2 separate regions of the Homo sapiens genome follow, and region 2 is linked to region 1. The links are chromatin contacts, found by Hi-C or POLR2A ChIA-PET in ENCODE. All regions are on one chromosome and are shown on one strand. The core of a region is the stretch at or near the end of the contact, and the rest is flanking DNA. Distances in the headings are between cores, read along the strand shown. Region 1 holds the start of C15orf39 (chromosome 15 open reading frame 39). Region 2 holds the start of PTPN9 (protein tyrosine phosphatase non-receptor type 9).

The links. Hi-C counts contacts between places; a loop is a spot of excess contacts on that map. ChIA-PET counts read pairs that join two places held with the same protein, here RNA polymerase II (POLR2A). Pooled maps may share reads with other maps.
Region 2: a pooled map shows a loop between it and region 1 (5-fold over the local background). The contact joins the promoter of PTPN9 here to the promoter of C15orf39 in region 1. A Hi-C loop is called at or near these places in 6 of 50 pooled maps. POLR2A ChIA-PET finds 5 or more read pairs at or near these places in 2 of 52 experiments (HEK293 and activated CD4-positive, alpha-beta T cell).

The regions. Positions count from the first base shown.
Region 1 is chr15:75,200,512-75,203,243 of GRCh38, forward strand. C15orf39 (chromosome 15 open reading frame 39) reads left to right here and starts at 1,371. Exons shown (of 3, transcript NM_015492.5): 1 at 1,371-1,548. RefSeq lists an enhancer at 974-1,696 and silencers at 1,178-2,337, 2,458-2,507.
Region 2 is chr15:75,578,041-75,580,740 of GRCh38, forward strand. PTPN9 (protein tyrosine phosphatase non-receptor type 9) reads right to left here and starts at 1,275. Exons shown (of 13, transcript NM_002833.4): 1 at 674-1,275. The coding sequence starts at 736. RefSeq lists silencers at 483-882, 1,143-1,632 and an enhancer at 842-1,440.

The DNA.
Region 1 (2,732 bases), core at 121-2,620:
AGGGGCGAGCAGAGTTGGTAAGGGGCAAGAGCAGTGAATAGCCTGTGACCCACGGGGCTGCAGGCTGGGGTTAAGGGTATGATGTTTGGTGTGACCCCTAGCTGTCCGCGCGCAGATGTATTTTCCTGACGCTAAGGTGTGGCTGCAGGAAGGGCCCCAGGCTGGGAGCCAGGAGATCTGGGATTTTGTCCCAGCCTGCTGAGTGACCTGGGGAAAGCCCCAACCCTCTCTGAGTGTCTCTCCCTATATGGTTCCCGACTCTATTTCTAAGGTCCTTCCAGCTCTAAATGAAGTGACACTCTCCCCCCACCTCCCGCCCCCGCTCCCCAGGTGACCTCACTTCCTCTTCCTACCTGCAGCGCCCAGCCCCTCCTCCTCAGCTCCAGCTGCTCCAGCTGCTTGGTGATTCTTGGAACCTGCAGCCTCAGGCCTGCTCTGCTCTGACTCAGGCAGAACTTACCTTTGGGATCTGAGGGGATAGTTTTGCTTCCTGAACTGACTCTGACCTTTGGCATGTCCACCTGCCCTCCCCTTCCCCACTGCACACACCTGTTCCCAGTCCTCGGGCAGCCCAGGAGCTTTGACGGACCAGATTCCTTCAGATAAAGTAGCAGCACTGAGGGGCTCTCATCCACAGTCAGATGGTCCAGGGAGAGGCACCCCTTCCCCCCTCCAGCCTCTCTTTGCAACACACCATTCCTGGCTGGGCGTGCTCCACTCCACCCGCCTCACAGGCTGCGCGCCGGTCTGCCTCATGGAGGGAGCCTCACCCAGGCTACTTTGCAAATCCCCCAGCACCCTCATTCCCGGCCCTTCCAGGGATGGGGAGATTGCCGCTTCCTCAGACAGTTGCCGTGCCCTAGCAGGAGTCTGGAAATTGCCCTCATTGACTACAACGAAATGAGGGGACAGATCAAGGAGCCCTTCTCCAGCCCCCTAATACACTAGTGCTGGACAGGGGAATGCCGGCACCTACTGTGTGCCAGATATTTGCAAACACCCTTTTCCAAGCTTACACCGCCACCGCTATGAGGAAGACAGAATTCCACTTTTGCAAATAAGGAAACTGAAGCTCAGCGAGGTCAAGCGGCAGGCGCAAGGTCACATCGCAGCAAGTGGCAGTGAATGAACGATCTAAGGGAGCGACTGAGGGCGCGTGACGGGCCCGCCGGGCACTGGTTCGTGGAGCGTGGCGGTTACGGGCGGTGCACAGCGCCCGCAGCCCGCTCCTAGCGAGCTGGCCCCACGCGGGCCCTCCGCACCCGCTGCCCACAGGAGCGCAGGCTCCCAGAGGCGGGGCCGGGCTCTTCCCCAACCCTGCGAGTCGCCCCGCCCCCGCCCCGCCCCCAGCCCGCCCCGCCCGGGACCGCAGACGGCGCCCAGCGGCGGCGCGAACGGCAGCTAGGAGGGTTGCTCCGGGCTTGGTGCTCACTGCGACTTCCCGCGCAGGGCCCGGTCGGACTAGGACCCGCGGCCTGAGAGACGCTGGAGGATGCGGACGCGGAGGCCGCCTGGGGTAGCGGCGGCGGGAGTCCTGGCGCTCTGCAGGTAGGAGCTCGCCCGCTCGGCGGGCGCGGAAACTTGGGCCGAGTTTGCGGGCGGCGCGTGGAGAAGGGGCGGGTGGCGCTGCCCCAGGGCGCCCCTACCGGCCGGCCCGGGGACTGAGGGAGCCGCGCCTGGGCCGAGGGGCTGCGGCTTCTGGCTGCCGCCGGCCCCCCGCGAACGGGCTGCGGGGCAGGGGTGGCGCTGCTGCTCCGACTTTCCCCGGACTTCGAGGCTCCCGGGACCTGGTAGCGCTCTGGGTCTCCGGCGGAGAACAGGCGCCTAATCTGGCGAGAAGGAACTCAGGCCGAGCCCTCCGGCCTCCCGCAGGACCCTGTCACGTGGATTGCTGGGGGATGGCGTTGAGGAGGAGGTATGGGGACAAGGGGGCACTGGAGGGCTGGGCCTGGGGGCGCCGGGCGCTGAGGCACCGCGGGGCCCTGGACGCGCCCTGCTGGGATGGGACGGCCCTGCGGTTTTCTCGCCACCTCTTGACTCACCCCTCTGGCCTCAGCCCAGGCTGGCAGGATCGCCCTGAGGCGGAGGCTGCCCGGACCCTGTCGCCGGGCCGCCCCTGTTCCGGGACCTCCCGCCGGTCCGCGGGCGTCGGTGTGGGGCTGGGTGCGCGGGCCTGCCTGCGTGCACACGTATGCCCGGGGCCCGAGCGAGGGGAGAGCGCAGTTCTGGAATGGCGTGTGTGCAGATGTGGGCCATGCACGTACGTGCAGGCACGGGTTTGCATGCGTGGCGGCGGCCTGTGTGTCAGCCTGCTGGATGCACGTGCGTCTCGGCGCCGCCGGGAGGGGCTTGGGGACACCCGGAAGCCCGCCAGGTCGGGTGCGGCGGCAGCCTCTAAGCGAAATCGGCTGTGGGCCCTAGGCACCCGAGTTATGTTCAGGGCGGGTAGGGGAAAGGGGATAGAGACCGATCCCGTTCGCTTTCCCCTCCACTGGAGACTTTGGGCTGCCCCAGGTTGGGTTGTAGCGTCTGGAGAGCCCAGAGCCTCAGGTAGGGAAGGTGGGAGATGGGAGAACACTCGGCGAGGCCCGATCCAGCCCTCCGGGAGAATCCAGATGCTGGCCACAATTGGGCAGGAATCGCGCTCTTCTTCCTGGTCTTTGCCATCGGCCATCCCGAGGCCCCTAGAAGGTGAAAGTGGGAACAGAGAGCTGTTTCCTTTCCCACTGCGT
Region 2 (2,700 bases), core at 25-2,524, 380 kb after region 1:
ATGTAAGCTTCAGAAAGATGGAGACAGTCAGATGAGACGAGGGTAGGGAAGCGCGGGTGAGGAGATGCGCCCCGTCTGGGATAGCTGAATAGGGGGGTCAAGGCCAGGGACTTTAGGAACACGAGAAGGGCTGGATCTTCCATAACCTGCCCAAGTGGGCCTGAGAAACCTAAGAGGCTCCTCTGAAAATCTAGGGCATCTATGCATCCAATACTCTCAGCCCTCTCCTCGGGAAGGGAGATAATCCCCACAGGAAGCACCCCCCAAACTGGGGCTTTTCCTGCCCTTCAAAAGCCACAAACCCTCACGGAAAACATTTACAAGGGAGTGGAAGGGCCGGGGGCAAGCAGCGGTTCTGCAAATCTCGGGAAGAAGGCCCCTGGATCCAAGGAACTTTGCCCCTGGAATAGGGGGTGGGGTGCGGAGGGCACCGTCTGAGGCTGGTAAGCCTCGGCGAAAGAAGCGGCGGGAACGGGAGTAGGGTCCCGTGGGTCCCCCGACGAGGGGGTGGCGGCCTGGGGCGCGGTCGCCGGTGAGGGAGGCCCGCGAGCCGGGCACGGGAGCGGGGGGCTGCGGCCCCGTGGCTGCAAAGAGCCGGCACTCGGGAGGCAGAGGCCGGCGTAGGCCTCGGGGGCCCGGACACACCCAACGCGGCGGCCTCGGGCCCGCTTACCTGCTCCTCCTCCGGGGTCAGCTCCGGCGCCATGTCGGGCCGGGGCGCGGTCGCGGGCTCCATCCCCCCGCCACCGCCGCCGGGCGGACAAAACTCGCTCGCGAGCGCGGGAGCCCGGCGCGCTCGGCCTCCGCTTCCGCGTCCCCGCGCCTCAGCAGCCCGGGGCCGGCTCGCGCATAGTGTGGCCGGCAGGGCCCGGCGCCTGCAGCGGCCGCAAACGCCGCTTCTGCTTCCTTAAGAAAAATCTCTCCGAACTGCCGCTCTCTTCCGGGAGGAAATCCTTTTTTATATTATTCGCTCCGTTCCTCACACTCCCCCTTATCTCCTGGGGAAGAAAAAGTGCAGGCGAAGAGCTAACAGCCACTCGGGATTTAAAAGGAAATAGGAAATCAGGAACTTTTAGAGCCGGGAGCGAAGGGTCGGCGGAAATTTCCCGAAGGCCGCCGACCCCCTCGGCGCCCCGCTTCCTCGGCCGCGCTCCCGCTCCTCCACAGCGCCACAGAGCTCGGGGCCGCCCAGCCGGGCCGTCCTCGCGGACGCTGGCCCTGCGACCTGCGCGGCTGCCTCAGCCAGGCTCCTCGCGGGCGGCCGCAGCGAAAGGGAGGGAGTGGAGAGGGAGCGAGGGAAACGCGCCCCCCTCCTGACTCACGGCCAACGCTGCGGCCGCCCCGCGGCCGCCCGAGCCCCCCGCGGCTCCATTGAGAAACTGAGCGTCTCATTCACAAGCTGGCGGCGAGGAGGGCCCGGCGGAGCGAGGACGCAGTCCGGGAGGGGGAGACAGAGAGGAGCCCGGGCGGGGGAGGGGACCGGGAGGGGGAGGGGACCCGGGCGGGGAGGGGACCCTAGCTGGACGGAAGGCAACTCGACTGCGGGAGGGAGAAAAAGGAAGAAAAGAGTATTTCGTGAGGCTCAGATCCTCGGAGGAGGAGGAGAATACGTTCGTTTGCAAATTATCTGCTGACTGGCACCTCTCCTGGGGTTAACTTGCCGCTGCCACCTACGCGTGAGAAACCCACAATCCTCAACTATTTGTCGCTTGCAGCCTGAAAGACCCTGGAAAGGTTGCCTGCCAGGCCAGGATGCTTAGGTGGAAGGAATCGCACCTGCCTCCCTCTCTCTCCCTCCTTACTGGCTGCACCCTGTAATTCATCTCCAGTGTCGCTAATTTTAATCCCCCATAGAAACGACATCAGACTCCGAACATCATTCAGGAATGACGCGGCCTTTGCAGACCTTTGATTTTCACTAGGGCAAGTGCAGCAAAGGGTTCAGGATTAGGGGTACAGTCTTGGAGTCATTTGGGGAGGAATGGGGCATAGAGAAGGCAAGGCTGGGTCTGGTACGTTGTTGCATTATTCCAAGCCAAAGATAAATATTCCAAAGGGACCCAAAGTCCACAACTAGTTCCAAGGCTGAAGCCCTGGAGCCAGTCCTGAGGGACCCAAAGGAGGGGCCTTCAGACAACAGGAAGGTGCTGTGAGTTGTGATGCTCCTATGATTTTTTTTTTATTTTTTTTTTTGAGACGGAGTCTCTGTGTCGCCCAGGCTGGAGTGCAGTGGCGCGATCTCGGCTCACTGCAACCTCCACCTCCCGGGGTCAAGCGATTCTCCTGCCTCAGCCTCCTGGGTAGCTGGGATTACAGGTGCGAGCCACCACGCCCGGCTAATTTTTGTATTTTTAGTAGAGACGGGGTTTCACCATGTTGGTCAGGCTGGTCTCGAACTCCTGACCTTGTGATCCGCCCGCCTCGGTCTTCCAAAGTGCTGGGATTACAGGCAGGCGTGAGCCACCGCGCGCCTGGCTTTTTTGTTTTTCTTTTTTTGAGACGGAGTCTCACTCTGTCACCCAGGCTGGAGTGCAGTGGCGCGATCTCGGCTCACTGCAAGCTCCCCCTCCCAGGTTCACGCCATTCTCCTGCCTCAGGCTCCCAAGTAGCTGGGACTACAGGCACCCGCCACCGCGCCCGGCTAATTTTTATTTTTATTTTTTTTATTTTTTTGTATTTTTAGTAGAGACGGGCTTTCAC